Linked DNA regions of Homo sapiens: region 2 is linked to region 1. Evidence: chromatin loops called from intact Hi-C (ENCODE). Cell type or tissue: Calu3. All regions are shown on one strand. Each heading gives the region's core, and the rest is flanking DNA. Links, peaks and the distances in the headings are about the cores only. Region 1 has its middle 14 kb from the start of KPRP. Region 2 overlaps PRR9 (proline rich 9).

The links. A loop is a pair of places that touch in the nucleus more often than their neighbours do. Peaks named below come from ENCODE experiments on the same cell type or tissue, not always from the same donor. Only the 100,000 strongest peaks of a DNase experiment are listed, where the experiment ranks them.
Region 2: a loop joins it to region 1, with 3 times the contacts of the local background. A loop is called at or near these places in 1 of 110 quality-filtered maps.

Annotation. Positions count from the first base shown.
Region 1 is chr1:152,738,645-152,749,715 of GRCh38, forward strand. It overlaps the pseudogene LCEP1. Among named protein-coding and RNA genes, the nearest start is that of KPRP, 14 kb to the right of the region's middle. In Calu3, for the core only: no CTCF peak of the experiment used is centred there; a DNase peak (open chromatin) is centred at 6,967.
Region 2 is chr1:153,218,497-153,229,567 of GRCh38, forward strand. PRR9 (proline rich 9) reads left to right here. Exons shown (of 2, transcript NM_001195571.2): 2 at 1-814. It also overlaps the pseudogene RPLP0P4. Among named protein-coding and RNA genes, the nearest start is that of PRR9, 6.4 kb to the left of the region's middle. In Calu3, for the core only: a CTCF peak has its summit at 4,740 (motif pointing left); a DNase peak (open chromatin) is centred at 4,745.

The DNA.
Region 1 (11,071 bases), core at 2,007-10,006:
CAGCAAAGCATATTCTTTTAGGCTTGGTATATATATGGTTACAAATAAACTGTATGAAAAGAAAAGGTATGGATGAAACCTTGTTTTAGAATCACCCATACTTTGGGTAGAGAGCAGCAGGAGGTGGGAGGGGGAGCTGGGCCATGTGGTTGGAGGTAGGTTATTGTCAAGATCCTGGCTTTCATTTTGGTGGATTTCTGTTCTTTGTATATTGTTAAAATTTTCAAATGAATGAGTGAATCCATATATTGGTAGATCAACCAACTTAACAATTAAGGAGATCATGCCTGGAGCAGTGATAACCATGTGTCCTGGTCCAAATATTTTTATTTCTCCAATACTATACATCTAAGGTCTTATTTTTCTTCAAACAGTGTGTCATATGCATTAACATACAAAGTCTTCTTTGCTAATTCTCACCACTCTCTAAAATATATTATTTTGATCCTCTATTGATTTTATAGATTAGGTAACTGAGATTCAGAAGTTAAATAATTTCCCCAAGTTCACACAGTAAGAGCAAGACTAGGTCCCTGTCAGCGTCTGAGTCTTTCACCACCTGCCCCGTGTCTTCTCTTTTCCCTCTTTCTCCTGGGCAATCTCTTCTACTCCCTGGCAACAGTTAACATCACCATGATGATGGCCAAGGAGCCCCTTCTCAGAGAGGCCTCAGTGACCATTGAAATTAAAATAGCCCTGTGTCACTCTCAGTCACTTCACTCGGCTTTATCACTGACAAACAGTCTTTTATTTATTTACTTTTCCTTTGTTCAGCTCTCTCCACTTTAACATAAACTTCATGAAATGAGGGACCTTGCTCTCCTCTTGCCAGCTGCTGTTTTTTCCAGTACCTAGAATGGGCTTACTGTGGATTCTCAAGAACTATTTTTTGCCTGAGTGACTTCCAAGTCAACGTATGAAGTCCATGTGTGTTTCCTGAGATCCTGATTGATATATTTAGCTGTCTATTAGATTTCATCAAAGATTCCATTCTAATCTCAAATTCAAAGCTCACAAAATGAAATTCAACACCCAGCCCCCCATTCAACAAACCTCCTCTCTGTTGATTTCCAACTTAGTAAATAGAGTCATTATCTGCTTGTTTTTGAACTCAAAAACACCCTAATTTCTTTTAATGTCTTGTAACCCATCCCTAATCTAAACAATCAAACGCCAAATCCTACTGAAGCTATGTCTTACATCCCTCTACTTTTCTCCATCTTCATTGTTACTATCTGAGTCCAAGTCTTAACTGTCCTAGTCCTGGCCTAGTCCTACATTGTTCCAATCTGCTCTTCACAATGCAACCTTCATAAACTTTCCAAAATGCAAGTTTAAACTCGTCAGTCCCAGACCTTGCGTCCTCCATTGCTCCAGTGTCAGGATCTCTGGGTGTTCTTTGTGACTCATTGCTGCTCCCCAGGGAATATTTGGAGTTCAGTACTTTTCCACTTAATCATATTCCTCTCATTAAAAAATCAGAGAAATACTGGGATCCCTAGGGACCACAATGTGATCAACTCCTGTGCTGTGTTATATGCTCTCGCTTGGAGATTTAGAGGTCCCACTGGACATAACTGAGAATATCTGAAGGGGACAACCACCAGATACACAGCTTATATGTCAGCTCCTTATGAAGATGTCCCAGGAGGAGAGCCAAGAAGCCCCTGTGGGAGAAACATAGGACAGCAGCCTGCAGTCCTTAACAAACACAAAGTCTTTGACCCATGGTGATAGAGCTCTTCTCCTTCCTGGGAGCAACGTTGCTTAAGGCTTCCTAATAAACAAATAAATAACCACATGCTTCTCTTCCAGAAGAAGGAGATTTTATTTGCATTGCAAGGGAGATATAAAGTGATATCAAACAGTAGCCAGTATGGCTGTGATTCTAGCTGTGTCTCCTCACTGCAGGACTTCTCAGGCTCTGCCCGTGCTTTGGGCATCCTTCTGTATGGTTAGTTCTGTCTCAGTGGATGTGCTTAGGCTAAGAAGAGGCTGAAATTTCACTAAACCAAGTGACACTCAGGCCACTGCCTAAGAATATTTTTCTATAAATGAATAATTATTTTTACTTACACAGGTCATTTTAAGTGTTTTATGACATCATTGAGAATGATTTTTCATTGGTGATGCAAATGAATTAGAAATCTATATATTATCTCAATAAAATTCTGGTTGTGTGACCTTGAAGTAAGTTATTAACTTCTCTGTGCTTTAGTATAGACTTTGTAAAAAGAGGATTAAAATAGTTGCCTTAACCATAGGGCTGTTTTGAGGATGAAATGAGTTTAGGATAGCTGGATGGTTTTCTTTCAACATCAAATGCATGTTTGTTTTCTGCACTAATTCTTCATTCTTCAACACCAACTGAGTGTCCAACAATTCAAATCAATTCTGACACTAACTCCCAGAGCTAGCACAGACACCCCAGGTTAAGAAGTCAGTCTCACAAGAGTGCCCCCACTTCAGATGCCAGCTGCAGGTGGGGTTTCCAAATGACTACAAACTCAGAGGTTCCCATGACCCCCTCCTCAGGCTCAATAATTTGCTAGACTGACTCACAGAACTCAGAAAAGTGCTTTATCTATGATTACCGGTTTATTATAAAACAAATGAACCTCAGTAGCAGTCAAATGGAAGGGATGTATAAGGCAATGTATGTGTGGATATGAGGCACAGAGCTTCTAAGTCCTCTCTGGTCACACCAGCCTTTCAGAAAATTAGTATGTTCTAGGTTGGTAGCCAGAAGCTTATGGAACCTATCCTTCAGGGGTGTTCATGGAGGTCCCATATGTAGGCATGATTGAGTAAATCACCAGCTATTGGTGAGGCTGAAAGTTCCTACTCTCTAATCATGTGTTTGGCCTTTCTGGTGACCAACCCTCAATCTTGAAGCTATCTAGGGGGTCCATCACAAGTCGTCTCATTAGCATAAACTTAGGTGTGGCCTAAAGAGGCTTGTTATGAGAAACAAAAAGGGTTTCACTGCCAAGGGTTTTAGGAGCTGTGCGTCAGGAACTAGGGACAAAGTCCAAATACATATTTTGTATAATACCACAGCCATCATTGTAACACAAAGCCCTCAGGAATACATTTATTTCATGCAGTGAAGCTCTTTTGCCATCACCATCATGGTTAAACTTACCTTCATCACTAACAAGAACATCATCACTGTGATCACAGCCACTCCCATCAGTGACCTTGATCCTTTGAGCAAACCTCCCTTAACTGGTCCAGACCTATTATTCACTTCCTTTGTAAACATCTGAAATTCTTTCAGTAAGTTCCACATTTTTGACACTCAATTGAATACTGCTTTATGTCCCAATAGATTTTTGTTAATTCTCAGGGGTGGTTTTCTCATGTTTGTCCTTTCTAAGTCCTTATAAAGTTGTCTTCTAACTCTTGATTTTGTATCACTCAAGCCCATTCATTGACAGAAAGATTAAATCATGACTTTTGCTCTACTTCTCTGAAATCAGACTCTCTGAGGTCACAATTAATGTCCAAACAGCCAAATGGAGTGGGCTCACTGGAACATTTGACAATGGGGATCATCTGCTTCATAGAATTTTCTCTATCTTTAATAACAATGCACCACTGTTCCTTAATATTTGCCTTCTCTTTGGCTAATGCTGACCATTCTATGCAGTGTTCATGCTGTCCAACTATGAAAGCCTGGGGTCCTGGGACCTCTTTGTTCCTAATGACTGTGGTGCCCTCCTCCTTGCTCCTGGCATCAGCCAGGTCCCTATGTCATGCTCCAGGCAGAATTATGCACCCTCCACACTCCAGTGGCTCTCAGGGCTTATCTATCAGAAATTACCTGTGTATTCCTCTGTCTTCCACACTGGCCTGTGAATCCTTCAGGAAAGGAATAATTATCCTTGTATATTGAATACTTAGTAGAGTGCCTCTGCCAAGGTGGAACAAATTAACTATCTGCCAAATTAAGTCATTTTGTCTCTAGTTTCAGATGTATCAATAAGGCAAGAATATGGATTTTCACATATCACAGTATTCTCTACCCTTGTACTCTCCCTTAAAGCAAAGTCCAATGGACTCTCCTGTGACCAAATGGCAGCATTTGTTACTTCCCCCTCTACACCCCCACAGCTTCTCATAGCACTGACCCACCATGACCCTATAATGCCTTAGGCTGTCTCCTAGTCCCTGCTTCACTGCCCCTTGGATTTTCTTCCCTAATCAGTGACCTGAGCTTCACTCCCTTTCTTGACCTGCTTGTACATCCTCATGTCCCATCTGAATGGTATCCCTGTAGGACTGTTAATGGAATATTAACAGTTAATGGAGGCATTGACAGATAATCACATCCAAGGGTCATGTCTCATTTAACCTAGTGTGTGCTGTTCTTCAGAGCACTTCTGAAGCCCAAAGAATGTTATCCTAAGACACATCCTCTGCCCATGTGTCTATAAAGCAGCCAATCATTTGTTCTTTTATTCAGTCAGTCAATCTTTAACTCATTTATTCTTCAAGGCTACCCTCTGTGTTTATGGTTATTCCTAGAGACATGAAGATGAATAAAGTCTAGTATAGATTCTGCCTTCAACATGCTATCCATGTGGAAGAGCAGAAAGACATACAAATGGACATGACATTGTCCTGGTGTAAAAGTTTTTAGGAGCCCATCTCTGGGTCATGTTGCCCTCTTACAGCACATAATAGAATGTTTCACAGTGCATTGTTTACATTTATGTCCTCAAGGCAACTTGGCTCATATTTATGACAAGAGCATCTTACAAAACCAAAGCCCAAGACAAATAATACATATTTACAGAATTAATGAATGAGTGAATGCATGAAGGTGGAATGGCTGGCTTGCAGCAGGCCTGTGGAGCAGATACCTGGGCCATCTCTAGTTCCTGGGATTCCTCTTGGCCTCTGTCCAGGGAGATCCTGGAGCCTCAGGGCTGGGAGTGTGGCAAGAGTCATCCTGCTCCCAGGTTGTGAAAGTGACTGTTCTGCATACACAGTCTGTGCCTCACTCCCAGGGAGACACCAGGCCCAGGATAGAAGGGCTCCAGTGCAGGGCTTCTCAGTCCTTAGCCTTGTCAATTATTACTGACAGCTCCTGCATCCTCCACTGAGCCATGTGAGTGCTTGGCAAAGACGGCTCCAGGGGTAATAGGACTGTGTGAAAAGAGAGACAGAAGAAGGCAGGCAAAGACGAAGGCATCACTGGGGGCCAGGGAGGAGGGGAAGGATGGTGAAACCTACAGCCATTGTGGTTTTTAGTAGTACTTCCTTCCAATTTATTTACTGTAAAATGAATGTTCTTGGATATGTCATCCTCCCACCAGAAATCCCTGAGTTTAGGAGTCAGAAAATGACTAAACTACCTTGTTTCCCTTGGGGAAAAGAAGGCTTATGTAGGGCTGACTTTGAAGGGCATGGAGGGAGAAGGCCAGAATACTCCAGTTGAGGCAAAGTGGACTGAAGACAGGGAGGGTATTTATTAGGCTTACATTCCTCCAAGTCAGTTTCCAAATTCCTTTGTAGAAGTTGGTTCATGAACCAGCTTTTTGCTGGGGGGTAGGTTTCTATGAAATCCAGGAGAAAAAAATAATAGTTCTTGATATTGTGCACTGATTTCTTTTTTTTTCTTTCAGGTTGACTGAACCTTTCCCGACATGTCTTGCCATTAAAACCAGCAGCAGTGCCAGCCCCTTTTCAAGTGCCCTCCAAATGCCTCACTTCTAAGTGAGGCACACCAGTGCCCAGCCCCATGTGTCCCTCCAGTCTTGTTCTGCCGCAGTGTCAGCTCCGGGGATTGTTGTGGCCCCAGCTCTGGGGGCTGCTGCAGCTCTGATTGGTGGCTGCTGACTGAGCCACCACAGGCCGTCTCTTCCACTGATACCAGACCTAGAACCCTGACTGCTGTGAGTGTGAGCCCACTAAGGGCTCTGGCTGCTGCCACAGCTGTAGGGGCTGCTGCTGACCTGGGCCCTTTCTGCAGAGGAGCAGTGATGGGAGGACCCAACTAAACATGGACCTCCCTTTCTGAGCTTTCCTCCCCTCTCATTCTTTCTTCTCTTGTGGTGCTAGAGATGTTAAGACAAACTCTTCTCAGAGGACTCAACCCTGTGTTCTGTACAAACTCCCCAAGCTCCTAACCCCATGCCCCTGCAAAACCCCTCTGTGGAACATCAGATCCTAAATCACATAAAATTTCTTCCTCTAGTACCACCTGCTCCTTGTTCTTGATCCTCACACACATACACACACACTGCCTCCCCAGTAACCCACTCCTCCAAGCTGATTAGTGTTTTCCAGGAAAGGTGGCCCAATTCAGTCTCCAGACATCCCGGAAAACACACTGCTTTGTCCAGACAACCTCAGAGTGACCTCATCATGTAATCTGGAAATAGTACCTGCTTCCCTTCTGCCAGTCCCAGGGTTAGGGACTAGAAATGCCACATGTGTCTAGGGGAAGACACTCCTATGCTTATGTTGACATATTAATTTAGAGAAAATTGTAGTATTTATTCCGTTTTATTTTTATAGCATTCTTTGATAAATAAACAAGAAAAACAAAACCAACAGAACTGAGAGATGAAGACAGAGATGCGGAGTGCCCACCTGGAGGGTACATATGAGAGCTGGAACCTTAGCCTGAAGCTCCATTCTGTTTCCCTTTCAATCACACCTCATGTCACATGATCAGCCTATGTGATTTCATACTCCAAATAATTCTGGCTCATTGTAAGCTGTTTCGGAAATGATTATTTTCCCACTAGGTGGCATCATGATGTAACAAAAATGGCTACAATTAAGCAATAATAATAATATAATGGCAATAATGATAATTACCTTTATTGAGGGCTTATTCATGGCTTGACTCTTCACATATCTTTTCTTTAGCCTTTACAACCACCTATGAGGCAGCTATTGTTTACATTGTATGTATGATGAAACTAAAAAGGCCGAGAGAGAGCACGTGACTTGGTGTGACACACAGTTGGCTGGAGGGAAGCAACAGGGTAAGCGCAGATGTGTCTGACTTGGAGACTTTGCTGTTTCTTTGGGCCACTCAGCCTCCTAACTGCGGTTTTCACTTCTTGAGATTCAAACGAGAGAGTATTATGTCTGATGGTGCCTAGTGCTAGTATAGGGTCAACGATTCATTTCCTGTGTTGAAACAAATAGTCTCCATCCCTGTCTCTCTGCTTCCGCTCAACTTCCCAACACCATTCCTCACAGGGCACCTGGAGACTGGTCCCATCACGCCTCTACCTAAAACAGTTGCTATCGGTCTAAGGACATAGACCTGGTTCTTAAAACCAGGCACCAACTGGCCCCTTCTGCCCGCTGTTACCACACTGGCTGCTTTCAGTTCTGTGAAGGTGCCATGATCCCTCCTGCCCCCCACACACTCCTCTTGCACATGGAGTTCCCTTTCTAGCATGCTTTTCCCACTCCTTTGCTTCTACTTATCCTTCAGATCTCAGCCCCATAGCCGCTTATTCAGGAAAGCCCTCCCTGGCCCAGTTAGCTCTCCCCTGTCCTGTTCACCCACCCCTAGGGAGCTTTTGCTGCTCTGTGGACCTCTCCTGTCAAATATTAATCAAGGTTATCATTGGCTATTTGTCTCTGTGACCCTTGGGTTTGTCCTGCTGACCAAAAGCTCATTCAGCACTGGAATTGTATTTAATAGTTTGCATATCTTACCACTGTCTCCACAGGGCATAGCATGGTGCTTCTTACTTAGTAAATGCTTAATAAATATTTGTTGAGTGAATACTTGCATGAATGAATGAATGATTGAATCAGTATCCTCACCATTATCACCATCATCCTTTCATCATTGTTAGTATTGAAATATCTTTCTTAACTCTTCGTGTCCCTTGGACACATATATACTAAAAAATTTTGTAGTCTACCTCAAATTCAAATTTATCTGAATCTTGTATTTTTATTTGCTAAATCTGGAAATCCTGCCCCACACATTGGCCTTTTTGTGCTGTTGGCTACCCAACTTCATAATTGGAGATTCACAGCCCATCCTCTCACTCACTGCTTGACATGCGTGGCTGTTTCTCCAGAGTGGATGTTAAAGTCTTTGGAAGGCAGTGCCTTGTCTGTGTATCTTTGTGCTTTCCTTATTAGACTGTAAGATCCCTGGGGAAGAGGCAGTGAATACATGCTCAGGGAGTGCTTGTTGACTAAATGATGGTGACTATTCTTAATCCAATGTGAGGAATCTGGTAGGTGATCTGTAAATATATGTTGAGTGAACTAGACTGAATAAGCTCCACTTCATAAACTAAGATCTTTTCTATTCCAGGTAGAGTGTGTGAGATAACGACTATTAATAGGGAAGACCTTTAAAATGTAGTAATCACCAAAGGAAATACACAGTTTTCCTGGATTATGGGTTGACCTCTTGTGAACATGTCAATCAATGTAGGTGATTAGTATCCCCAGCACACTTGGGAAAGATACCTAACTGAGGTTCAAACAGAGGCTTATCCTATCTTTTAGAGGGAATTAGTATGGCAGAGAGGTTGGATCTCAAGGAGTTTGTGATTCTACGGTTCATAAATGTAATTTAGGTTTCACCAAGATTTATAGATATAGTCTCACAGACGTGTATATATGTGTGTGTGTAGATATATATGTACTTATGCATACAACATATATGTATATGCACATATGTATACACACATATATAATCTTTATTGAGATAATTCACATATCCATTTATTTAAAGTATACAACTCAATGTTTTTAGTGTATTCTCAGAGCTGTGTTATCATCACTACAATCTAATTTTAGAATGTTTTCCTCACCCCAAGAAATCCTGTAGCCAAAGTAGTCACACCCCACTCCCCCAAGTCCTATTTTCCATCTCTACAAATTTGCCTATTCTGGATATTTTATATAAATGGGATCATACAGTATGTGGTATTTTGTGACTGACTTCTTTCACTGAGCATAACATTTTCAAGGTTCAACCACGTTGGAGCGTGTATCAGATTTTTATTCTTCTTTATGGCTAATTAATATTCCCTCATATAGGTTAACCATGTTGTGTTTATCCATTCATCAGTTGACGGATGCATATGTTGTTTTCACATTTTGGCTATTGTGCATAATGCTGCTTTGAAACATTCATGTGCAAGTTTTTAAGTGGATATACGTTTTCATTTTGCTTGCATGGAATTTTCATTTTTGCTAGGAGTGGGATTAATGAATCATATAGTACTCTATGTTTAACTATGTGAGGAATTGTCAAATTGTTTTCCACAGTGACTGTACCATGTCCATCCCCACAGCAGTGTATTAATGGTTCCAATTTCTCCACATCCTCCCCAACTCTTGTTCTTGTCTATTTTTTCTGACTATAATAATGCTAGTGGGTATGAAGTGGTATGTCATTGTGGTTTTAATTTGTATTTCCTTAATGACTGATGATGTTGAGCAACTTTTCGTGTGCTTGTTGGCTGTTTGTATATCTTTTTTGGAGAACTGTCTATTCACATCCATTGCCCATTTTTAAATTGTATTATGTTCTTATTATTGAATCTCAAGAGTTTTTACATATTCTAGATAAAAGGCACTTTATAGATATATGAATTGCAAATATTTTCTCTTATTATGTGGGTCATCTTTTCATTTTTTAATGGTATCATTTGCAACTTGAAAGTTTTTAATTTTATTAAATTCAATTTTTCTATTTTTTTATTTGTCACTTGTGTTTTTGGTATTGTAGTTAAAAAACTATTGCTTAACCCAATGTCATGAAGATTTACTCCTGTGTTTTCTTCTAAGAGTTTTATAGTTTTAGCTTTTACATTTAGGTATATAATCTATTTTGAGTAACTTTCTGCGTATGATGTGAGGAATCATATATTTTTATCTTAATTTCATTTGTATATTCTTACAGGCAACTCTATATAGTCTTATTGCACAAATTTCTCTTCTTATCTTTCTATATGCATGTCTAATGATGATAGTCTGTTTTCACTGCTTTATGTCTATTTCTTTCATTGTTCTTCCTCAATCTATAGTTCTCTCTCTCTCTCTCTCTCTCTTTCTCTCTCTCTTTCCCTCTCTCTTTCTTTCTCTCTTTCTCTCTCTCTTTCTAACTCAATTTTTGTCTCTCTAATTTGAACCTAATATTAGGACCAGAAGTAATTTTAGAATTTATTTAGACCAACTGATTCCCAGATAATTCAAGTGATTTTGCTGGAGGCCAGATAACTTCTAATGTATTCTTTATTGTAATTAAATATGTTTATCATCAATTAATAAATTTTATAATAATAAATTAACTTTAGGCAAAAATATATTTAATAAAGTGTTAAATTCTAAACGGAAAGTAAGTTTTTCTTTGAAACTCACGGCAAACAAATAATTCAAACACAAAAAGTTAATCTGTATCATTACATTCTATTTAATAACTGAAATGTCTTTTTTTTTTTTTTGAAATGGAGTTTCACTCTCATTGCCCAGGCTGGAGTGCAATGGTACAATCTCAGCCCACTGAAACCTCCGCCTCCCGGGTTCAAGAGATTCTCCTGCCTCAGCCTCCTGAGTAGCTGGGATTACGGGCATGTACCACCATGCCCAGCTAATTTTGTATTTTTAGTAGAGACAGGGCTTCTCCATGTTGGTCAGGCTGGTCTCAAACTCCTGACCTCAGGTGATCCGCCTGCCTCAGCCTCCCAAAATGCTGGGATTACAGGCATGAAAGTCATCTTTTTTCTAGCCAACTTACACCTGCTGAAGTCATTCCTATTATCTATCAAATAACCAATTATTTTCATTGTCCTCTGGGGCTTATCACTGATTTTATTATGTCATTCAGCAAACATTTAATGAACACTTTTAGGAAGCCAGTTTTCTTCTGGGCACAGTCTTTTGCCATCAAGAGGTTCATTATCTAGTGTAGAAAACAGACACATCAGCATAGAAATGCAATACCAGTAGGTCCTACAATATTGGCAGGAGTTTGGCATACAGTGGGAATAGGGGTGAGTGAGGAGACAGTGTTCTTAACAAAGGAAAGAATTTTGAGAAATGGAAGTGAATGAAGCACCAACCT
Region 2 (11,071 bases), core at 584-8,583, 480 kb after region 1:
TGCTCATATGTCATCTGGGTTCAAGAAGATGGCCAGCAGATGAAACCCTGACCCCAGCCCACGCTCTGGTGACCTTCTTCTGTGGGTACCTCTGTGTGCAATGTACCTTCTTGCCTCCTGGCTTCCTTAGCATTCCAGGACTTGGTCTGTGTCTCTGAAGACAGTTCTTTCTGTATTTCATCACCCTCTGTGAATAAGCATTGTTCTCAGCAGTCTGATGGAAGGTCTCAAATGTAGGAATGGTGTGGTTGTCAGGGAAGACCACAGAAGCCTAGCACAGCTTCCTTGGTGCAAAAATTCACCCAGCTCTGGGTGTGTAACAGCCAAGGATACCTTCATTCATCTTTCAGAGTTTCAGGCTCTCAAATAAGCCTCAAAACAAACTGAATTCTGATGGACTTTCCACTTATCACCACCACCACCACCTCCACCACCACCACCACCACAGGTGTTGAGACAAAGCGGCTTGCGGTGTTTCAAAAATCAAAAATTTGGTGATTTTGTCTCTGTACACTAAAAAGAACAGCAAATTATTGAACTTTGAAATGTTGGTTGTGCTTTTTTAAAATGAACCGAAAGTATGTAAACGATTGAATCCAAACAACCAGAAGGGAAAGATAAGATGGATGTTTGGTGCCCTTGTCAATCTCTGTGCTTCATAGCTGGTCTAATGTGGGCCCTTAGTTCTCACCATGTACACTCTTTAGAGATGTGATTTGTGTCTGTGTGATGCAGGCTGGTCTGTTCTCCAGCTTCCTTGCCTTCTTCTCCCTGGTGAAGGTAAAATACATAATAAAGCTGATCCTAAGGCTGATATCTGACTTGACGTGTGCTCTCTTTTCTCCACCATCAAACCCCTCATTGTCCTTGTGACAACTGTCTTCTCCTTTGGTGGGGGAGGGGAGTAATCTGAAACAGGAATAAAACACAGACCTCACCGGTGCATAAAACAGCAGTTCTGAAAGAGGCTTCCTGAAGGTCACTGAGACCACCCCACCCACAACATATCCTAGGTTCACCCACTTGTGCACTTCACACATGAGAAAATCCAGCAAGGGGCTAGGACCTGCCCACACTCAAAACCTCAGGTCCAGGTTCTTTCTACTACAGCATCTTTCCTCTCTGATCCTTGCTTTCCAAAGGGAAAGGCTGAAATGGAAAGGAGGGGAGATGTGTGGAAGAGGGATCCCAAATCAATTCATAACACCTACAAACATAGCATCTGTGTCAAAGGAGAGAGCAAAGCATGCCTCTGAGATTAATGCAGACTCGAGGACCAAAACTGTCTGCCCTGCCATCTGGCCAGGTTTCAGGTAGGCCTGGGGCCTGGGTAACCGGCCTGCTGCCCCCCACCCATGGAGGAAACACAGGCAGTGGCCACTGGGGTTTGTGAACGGGTGGAGAGGGCACTGTACTGACATGAAATAACCACAGGCTGCTCCCTCGGCAGTGCCCCGAGCTCCGACCTGAGCCCAAAGGAAGCTATGCCAAGGACCAGCTTCCTAGGGGGGATGTAGCTTCTTACCCATTCTACAGGTGCCCCCTCCCTTCTCAATCCTCATGAGGAAGAGGTGGAGGGCCGGGACAGCCCCTCCTTGTAGGGCGTGTAGAGCTCTATGTCTCAGTCATTTGGCTAAACTGAGGGTCACTGAGTCTGTGGGTGACATGGACCAGGCCCTGAACTCCATGCACATTCTCTATGGGGATTCTAACAGCAGCCTTGGGGAGTTCCTGTGCTGCCCATTTGCTTAGGAACTTGTCCTAAAGCCAGTAAGTGGTGAAGTCAGGATGCTAACCCAAGTCCCTCTGACTCCAGAATGGAGCTCTCACTTTTGTAATGAAAGTGCTATGGCATACAGAAGAGATTTCCAGAAACTCATTCATTCATTTATCCACCTAAAACATGCTCCCTGATACCTACCAGGTGTCAGGCACCATGCCAGGTACTGGAGAGACAGTGGTGAACCAGGCAGTCAGTATCCCTGTGCAGAGTTACGAGCTGTCTCTTCTGCAGGCCACATGCACCAAGGATACCTTTCTGAAAACCTCCTGGATATCTCAAGTCCCTGAACATCTCCAGATGCCTGAATCACAGTTCTCTTGCCTCCTTGCCTAGTCGAAATAGGTTTTCTCATCCATTTTCCAACCTTGGAATAAACCAGCTGCTCCCCAGGGCCAGCAGCTCCCAGAGCTCCATCCTGCGGAGATGTGCCAGAGAGGCCTTCCTATCAGTGAAGCTTCTGTTCACAGACTCTTCTCCAGCTTGGCTCAAGTCCAAGAAACATCTTTGTTCTCCAGCATCAAAGGCATGCACAGATTGGAGTCCAAGATCAGACACCCAGGCATTAAAGGAAGCACGAGGCTAATGAACAGGGAGAGTCCAGACTTATCAGAGAGAGGGGAAATCTGCTGATTACAGGGGAGGCCTCTACGGTTAGGAAGGGGACAAGTCTGCAGATTGCAGATAGGAGAGCAAACGCCAAGCAGCCAGCAGGCCTTCATCTAGCTCTGTCATAGGAACCTCCACACCTCCTCATCCTCACAGAGGTCTGCCCCAGCCACTGCCTGGGCCACTGCTGCTGCAGCCTGGTCTCTTAAGACACAGACCAGGTCCACAGCCACAGAGGCCACAGGGACAGCTAGGACACAGCATTCAGACTTCCCCAGCTGCCGCTTCTGTGCTGAGCCTTTCAGGAAGTAGGGAGGGGCCTTACCAAGGAAAGCCCTGGATGTTAGGGGTTCTAGCTAACAGTTAACTCAACATGAGACAATAGTGGATCTGTGGGCCCCATATGCCAAGAGGAAAAAATACAAACAGACAGGAATTCACAGGAGGAGCTGTGGATTCACTCAATCACTCAAAATATTTATGGAGAAACTACTATGCCAAGCCAGACTCTGGAAACCTGCGACAGTGCCAGGAGGTGGGCAAGCAGAGCAGTGGCCTGAAAGACTTTCACATCAGGAAGAGTTGAAAAATATTTAGTCTACAAAAGAAAATACCCAAGGGAGTGGGACAGCTGAACTCAAATATTTTAAGTGCTTTTATGAGGGAGGAGTGAGATTTTTGTGAAGTGCCAAAGAACAAAGTTAGGACCCATGGGCAGAAATCATGAAATTGGGCTCAGTTTAAGAACTTTCTTATAATGAGATCTATTGGACTGCGACAGGAGCTGCCTTTAGATGCACTGTGTCCCATGAACTGGAGGTTTGCAAGCCAGTAGATGACAACCAGCTCCTCCCAATCCATCAAATACTGTGACTCCTCTAACTGTAACTTGTACGTGGAAATGGGACCCAGGGGCAGGGAGCCTCCCACGAAGGGAGATTCAGAAGACCTGACCGCAAGCTCAGGAGACAGGAAGTTTCCCTGGCTTCCAGAACACTGCTGGGAGGCTCTTCGGGGGGCCCAAACTTCTGGGGACCAGCAGAATGTGTGACCATGGCTTGAAACTAAAAGAAAGGAGGAAGACAGGTAAGTCATGGGAAGAGGCTCCCCCAGATTTGGGGTTTTCTTAATGTTTTTGGACCCACAAATGCTTCAGCCCTGAGAAGCACCCTACAGTAATTCCTCACTGCTTTCTAATCTCGTTCTTCCCAGCTGGGTTTAGTGTGCTCGCTCCCTTTTACATCTCATTTATTTACCATCCAGATACCCTTTCTCTTCTGTACCAAAGTGATCCGCCTGTTCTTCCACCTGACAACCCATCGCAGATTCCTTTCTGCCTTCACCTTCCTCTCTCCCACCCAGGACTCTCCCCTGTTTGTCTCAGCCAAACCAGGGGTTTCAACCTGACCTCCAGGAAGCCCTCCATGGTTTCAGCCTAGCTCCTAAGTACTGCAGCTTGGGCTCTGTGCTGCAGTGGCCGCAGGGGTCTGCAGCCCTCTACCAGCTGCCTGTATTTGAATGACACATGTCTCCTGTCAGCATGAGAGCCCAGATGACAGCTCCTGGGGCTGGCTGTGTTCTTGCCTGACTTCACAGGGCCCATCACAGTGAGGTCTGAGACACCTGTACGGCTGGCCACCAGCATGCCCCCTGAGCAGAGACAAAGCGGGGTGCTGGCTTCTAGACCACCTGGACAATCTCTTTTATTGATAGGGTAACCAGCTCATCTTGATTTGCCTGGAACTGTCCCAATTTTAGCACTGAAAGTTCTGAATCCTGGGAACTCCCTCAGTCCCCGACAAACTGGGATGGTTGGTTGCCCTAAGCACCTGTGTGTATAAGACATGATGCTTTGTTCCAGGTGGGGGAGCACAGAGGGAAAGCAGATGAGGCCCTCCATGCTGGAGGAACTTATAGCCCAAGGGATTTTTCTGGAAAACTGTAAACCCAGGAGGCCTAGTTCCCACTGCCTGCCCCCTCCATAGCCACATTCTCCATGAGCAGGGGTGGGGGCAGCAGGGGCTGGTGAGGGGTGATCAAATACTAGATCAATGAGCAGGTTCCCAGCCTAGGCCTGTTTCAGCATGAACTGGCAGGTCTTGACCAGGAGAAGTGGTATCGTGGGGGCCACCACCCCTATTCGACAGCAGATCTGGACTTGTCCACTCCTGCTCTCCTTCTCTCCTACGGACACCTGCCTCACATCTGAAAATGGTTGAAAGAAAATAAGTGGCCAGCTGGCAGGGCCTTCTCAACTCAACCTCCCTCATCACCCGGTTCCCAAGCCAGCCTCATAACCTGTCTTTCCTCCTTTAGAAGCCGCTGGGGACCGTTTCTCTTCTCTTCCCAACAGCACCACCTGCTGGCCATAGAGGCACTTGGCCTTCTACTAATCACACCCAGTCTGGCCTGAGTTGGAGATGGCCGCACACACTCCGGCCGTCAGTGCTCCATGTGGAGAAGACAAGAGTACAGAGATGCAGCATCTAACAGAGTCAGAGGAAGGCTATATGTGCAAGACAGAGTTACACTATTTATAGGGTGGGAGCAACACGAATAATGGTTCAGGACATAGGCTCAGGAATCAGACTTCTGGAATTCAAATCTAGACTCCACCACTTCTATTGTTCCCTTAAAACAAATTTCTCCTATGTGAGAGTAAGTGACACAGAATCTCCTATGAGCCAAGCACTGGAGTTACAGCAGCGAACCAGATACACAGAATCCCTGCCTCCCAGAGCTCACATGAGAAGGAAGACAGACAAAAAGCAACTCAGCAAATGCATAAATAAGAAAGTGAAAATGAAGAAAATGAAACAAAGTGGTGAGGAGAGACCAGAGAAGAGGGGTGCTCTTTAGCTCGGGTAGCGTGGAAAGGCCGATCTGAGATGGGGATGTCGGAGTAGCGACATGAACAATAGGAGGAGCCATCCATGTGGGATCGGGGTAAGTATCAGCGCAAAGAGAACAGCAGGTACAGGGAGTACTGCAGGTCAGACTGCCCCTGGAGCCTTAACTCGGATGCTGCATTTGAAGGTAGACCCTGGCCAACTTTTAGTTCATCCAAATTAATGTGAGAAAAAGAGCGAGGTCTCTGGGCACCTTGTCACATGAGCTGTGGCTGAAGGAAGGGGGCGTTTCATCCAGAGATGAGGAGACTTAGAGACACACAGTGGCTGTCTTCAGGCCTGTCAAATGTCAAAGAGAGAGGCAGTGGATATATTCTTTGTGATCCCAAGGAGAATAGCATGGATCAGTGAGTTCTGGGCACAGAAAAGCAGATTCTGCTCATATCAGGAATAAAATGGCCCAGCAAATGAAATGAGCTGCTCATGAAGTAGTGATCCCACCATCCATGAAATATGCAAGCAGAGACCAAATAAGTAGCTGAGATTATAGGAAGTGTGGATGCAATGCTTTTAATCTTTAATTATCACCTACTCTTGCACTTGAATTGCTTATAGGTTACCACAAGATTTTGCTTCTCTCTGAATACAGTAAAATAGCCTTTGTCAGCCAGTCCCTGAAGGGATGTCCGCCCCAGGGTTGGGGAACATCACAGCAAGGCAGGAGAAAACTGGCTGTTGGGTACAGAACACGCTTCTTGTCAAACCCGGAGCAGACTCTGGCAAAGATGAAAAGCGGAGGTCCTCACCTCCCTTTCATATGCTCCCCTTTTCTGTCCCAGCACCAGAAGATGGAACTTCCTTTTCCTTACAATGGTCTAAGAAAAAACTAGTCTAAGCAATTAGAGAAAATATCCTACAATTCCCAAGTCCTAAAAGTTTTTATGTTGCACATCCTGGTAATAAAAATATTTCAGCCTCACCAATAAACATATAAAAACGGTGTTCAACCTCTCATTATTCATCAGAGAAATGCAAATGAAAACCTCAAAGAGATACCACAACACACCGACTGGAGGGGATAAAAGTAAGAAGACAGAATCACAGTGTGGGTGAGGTTGTGGGAGTGCAAATTGGTACAACCACTTTGGAAAACTCTTTGACGGTCATGACTAAAGTAGAATGTATACACAGCCAATGACTGAACAATTCCTCTCCTAGGCATCTGCCCCGCATACGGTCACCAAAACTCAAACATTAGAATGTTCATTCTAGCTCTCATCAGGCATCCTTGTGAAAGTGGCATCACCTTTAAACCCTGCATGGCAACCCCTGACACACTGCCAGGCTGCCCAGGGAATACAGGGCAACCTGGAAGTCCAACTACTTCCTTCAGATCATCCAATTTTTCAATCATTATCTGAAATGTTTCATTGTAGAAGCAGCAATGTGGGCTCCAAGTAGATGCAGCAGATCCACATGTCCCTCTGAGGGAAAGCCATGGTGCCAATGGGCAAGAACACCATGATGTGCAAGGCCATCCAAGGGCACCTGGAAAACAACCCAGCTCTGGAAAAACTGTTGCCTCATATCCAGGGAAATGTGGGCTTTGCGTTCACCAAGGAAGACCTCACTAAGTTCAGGGACATGCTGCTGAATAGTAAGGTGCCAGCTGCCACCCATGCTGGTGCCATTGCCCCATGTGAAGTCACTGTCCCAGGCCAGAACACCGGTCTGGAGCCTAAGAAGACCTCCTTTTTCCAGGCTTTAAGCATCACCACTGAAATCCTGAGTGATGTGCAGCTGATCAAGACTGGTGACAAAGTGGGAGCCAGTGAAGCCACACTGCTGAACATGCTGAATGAACATCTCTCCCTTCTCCTTTGGGATGATTATCCAGCAGCTGTTTGACAGTAGCAGTATCTACAACCCTGAAGTGCTTGACATCACATAGGAAACTGCATTCTCACCTCCTGGAGGGTGTCCGCAATGTTGCCAGTGTTTGCCTGCAGATTGGTTACCCAACTGTTGCATCAGTACCTCATTCTACCATCAATGGGTACAAGCAAGTCCTGGCTTTGTCTGTGGAAACTGATTGCACCTTCCCACTTGCTGAAAAGGTCAAGGCCTTCTTGGCCGATCCATCTGCCTTTGTGGCTGCTGCCCCTGGGGCCACTGCCACCACTGCTGCTCCTGCTGCAGCTCCAGCCAAGGCTGAAGCCAAGAAGAGTTGGAGGAGTTGGATGAGAATATGGGATTTGGCCTATTTGACTAATCACCAAAAGGCAACCAACTCAGCCAGCTTTATTTGCAAAACAAAGAAATGAAGGCTTACTTCTTTCAAAAAAAAATGTTTATTCTAGTGTTATTCATAATATCCAAGTATCAGAAAGAATACAAATACCCATCAATGAATAAATAAACGGTGGTATATTCAGACAATGGAATTCCATACAGCAATGTATACAAATGATCTACAGCTACACACAGCAATAAGGATGAATCTCACAAACATAAAGTAAGTGGCCAAAAAAAAGACACATAAAAAAGCATTAGGATGAAACATATGAAATTGCCATTTATGGAGGTCAAAAACTGTTCATAGGGTTCAACATAAAACACGCTGTATAGTTCCATTTATATCATTTATGTACAGTACAAAAGCTGGCCAAATAAATCTCTGTTGTAGACAGTAAGAACGTGGTTGTGTGTGTGTTGGTTGTAGTAGCGTGGTCATTGGATGGGAGAAGAAGGAAGGTTTCTGTGTTGCTGGTAACATTCTATTTTTTTATCTGGGGGCTGCTTATCTGGTTGTGTTCAGTTTGTGAAAATTCATTGAGGTGGACATTTACAATATATGCACTTTTCTGAATGCATATTTTAATAAAGAGTTGAAAGTTCTATTGGGGTTCATCATATAATACATACATATTATTTAGAAGCAATAGATATGTACTGTCATTCTAACATCATGAAAGTTAAAAGACAAACACAAAATACAGACAATTTTAAAAGAAAAGATAAAAATACATAAAGAAAAAATTCAAATTTTTTCTTTCTGCTCCCAATGAATAGTTTTATGCACCCTCAGTGAACAATCAGCTCTTCTGGAGATTTTTTATAATGAAGTCCTGGATTACGTAAATGCTGCATGATCTTTGGCAAATCTCCCAGCCTCAGTTTCTGCATCTGTAAAATTGCACTGATGATCACCCACCCATCCTAGATGGCTGTCCTCAGGATCGAATGAGGTATTTGTGGAAGTATTTAGTAATTTGTAAAATGTGAAGGGTTAATATGATTATTACTATTAGCAGATAGTTACTATTAACATAGATTTACATGATAGTGAAGCCAATTCTATAGTAAATAGTTTGGATTTCATTAAAAGTAGCTAGAGATTTCAAGAGGAGTGTTCCCCATCACTAGGATGGCAAAACTATCTGCCAAAGGTATTGTAGAGTGATTCCTGCACCAGGAAGAGAGTGGAAATAATAATATTAAAAGTGATAATAATGGTGAATATTATGTGGCAGATATTTTCTAAGCACTTTATGTATATTAGCTGCTATTATAACCGTTATAACAAGCAAAAGAAGGAGGTCATATTAATATGACTATTTTATAGACAAAAAACTAAGGCTCAAAGAAATTAACCTACGCGAGATCTCAGAGATAACAATTGAGATAGCCTAGTTTAGATGCTCTTCACATTACCCTCCAAAGCTGATGCGAGCATTCAAAATCTATTCCCATTCAGCAAAGTTCAGTCTAATATCAAGGCAAACTTCCTTTCATTAATCTATTACTCAGCAAGTATTTTTGAGCCCCTATTACATGCCAAGCTCTATACTGGGTATTGGGTATGCAATGATAAATAAGCAAACACAGTCCCTGCACTCAGAGCATATGAGCTAGTAAAAGAGGCAATCAATATAAGAAATACACAAAAATAAATACATAATTCTAAATTTTGTTACATTCAACAAAAGAAAGTTCTAGGTTATATAAAATAATGAATTGGAGAACCTAATTTAGATTAGAGATCAGGAAAATCTTCCATGAGAAAATAAAATTTAATCTGAAACTGGAGAGGTAGGAGGAGTTGTCCAGGTGACAAAAAGAAAAAAATTATAGTGAAAACAAAAGATGGTTCTGATATAGGAAAAGCCTGATTGTTGTCTCAGACACAAAGATAGAGAGTGAGAGGGACTGTGTCCCCAGACAGGGACAGGAGGTGTGTGGGCAGGAGCAGACCCCACAAGCCTCTGAGACCACGTGACAGGTTTTGACTTTTGCCCTAAGAGTGAAGCATTAAAGATTTTTAAGCAGAGAGTGACAAGATTCAATTTGCAGATTGTAAATATTGCTCTAGTTAAAGTGTGGAGAATGGATTAGAGGAAGCAAGCAAGAGGTGAAGCGGGAGCCACTGGGGACACCATGGCTATAGCCAAGTCTCTGTGCAGCAGCAGCCACCATTTCCAGAAGCAGCTGGGAAAGACTGAAGGAGGAACAGGTTTGGGTGCAGTCCAGGTAAGAAGACCAGGGGCTCAGTTTTGAACCTGTCAATTTTGAGACGCATACAGAATAACCAAGCAGAAATACAAAGTAAGCACTTACATCTATGAGTCAGGAGCGCGGGAAAAATTCAGGAATGGAGATCTACACTTGGGAGCCATCATCGTAGGGGTAGCATTCTAGCTTTGGGGTGTATAGATCATCCAGTGACAGAATATAGATTAAGAAAAGAAGGGAACTTAAGACCATGCCCTGAGAAACCTCAACAGCTAAAGGTTGAGAAGAGAGAGAGCCCTTGGCAAAAGATTAAGAAGGAGTCAATGATTTAAGAGAAAAGTCAGGAAGGAGAGAGTGTGCAAAATGCTGAATGCCACTGAGGATCAGGAAGTGCCCACACTGAGTGACAACATGGAGAGCAGGCATGGGGGTGGGAGGGTCCAGCCAGGCTGGTCACCCAGGGATTGCTCAAATACTGGAACCTCTTCCCACTCACTTCTCTTCTTCTAAGGCACAGTGGTTTGCCATTAGATCCTGGTACATGGGAATAAGTGAGTGAATGAATGATAAATGATCTGAGGACCCAAAAGGTTTAACAGCTTGACCAAGATTATCCGGCCAGTAAGTATCAATGCCAGAGCTGAAACCCAGCTCATCTGATTCCAATGCCCATATTCTTGGTTTAAAAATACAAGCTTTAACCCAGGGGAAATACCTTTGATGACACACTCTCTGTCATGTTTAATATCATACTTTAAGGACTATTATACTTATCTCTAAAACTGAATCTATGGCTTAGGAGTTCATCAAAAACTAGGGTAGGGAGTGAGAGGCATCCCCTAAGGTCGCCTATCCAGGGGATAATGCATGAAGGAATAACCTTTACACTAAATGAATGTATAGTTTGGGTTACATCCTTGAGACCCTGTCTCAACTGACGAGCATGTGAGAGTCTGGCCACTCGCCCTGTAGGGCCAGCTCAGAGGGGAGCTTGGTGTTCTGGAGTTGTCGGTCAGGGGTGATGGTGGTGACTGTGGTATCGTGGGGGCCACCACCGCCATTCATGGTTGAAAGAAAAGAGGTGGTCAGCTGGCAGGGCCTTCTCAACTCAACCTCCCTCATCACCCGGTTCCCAAGCCAGCCTCATAACCAGTCCTCCCTCCTTTAGAAGCCGCTGGGGACCCCTTTTCTCTTCTCTTCCCAACAGCACCACCTGCTGGCCATAGAGGCACTTGGCCTTCTACTAATCACACCCAGTCTGGCCTGAGTTGGAGATGGCCGCACACACTCGGGTCCAGTCAATGCTCCATGTGGAGAAGAC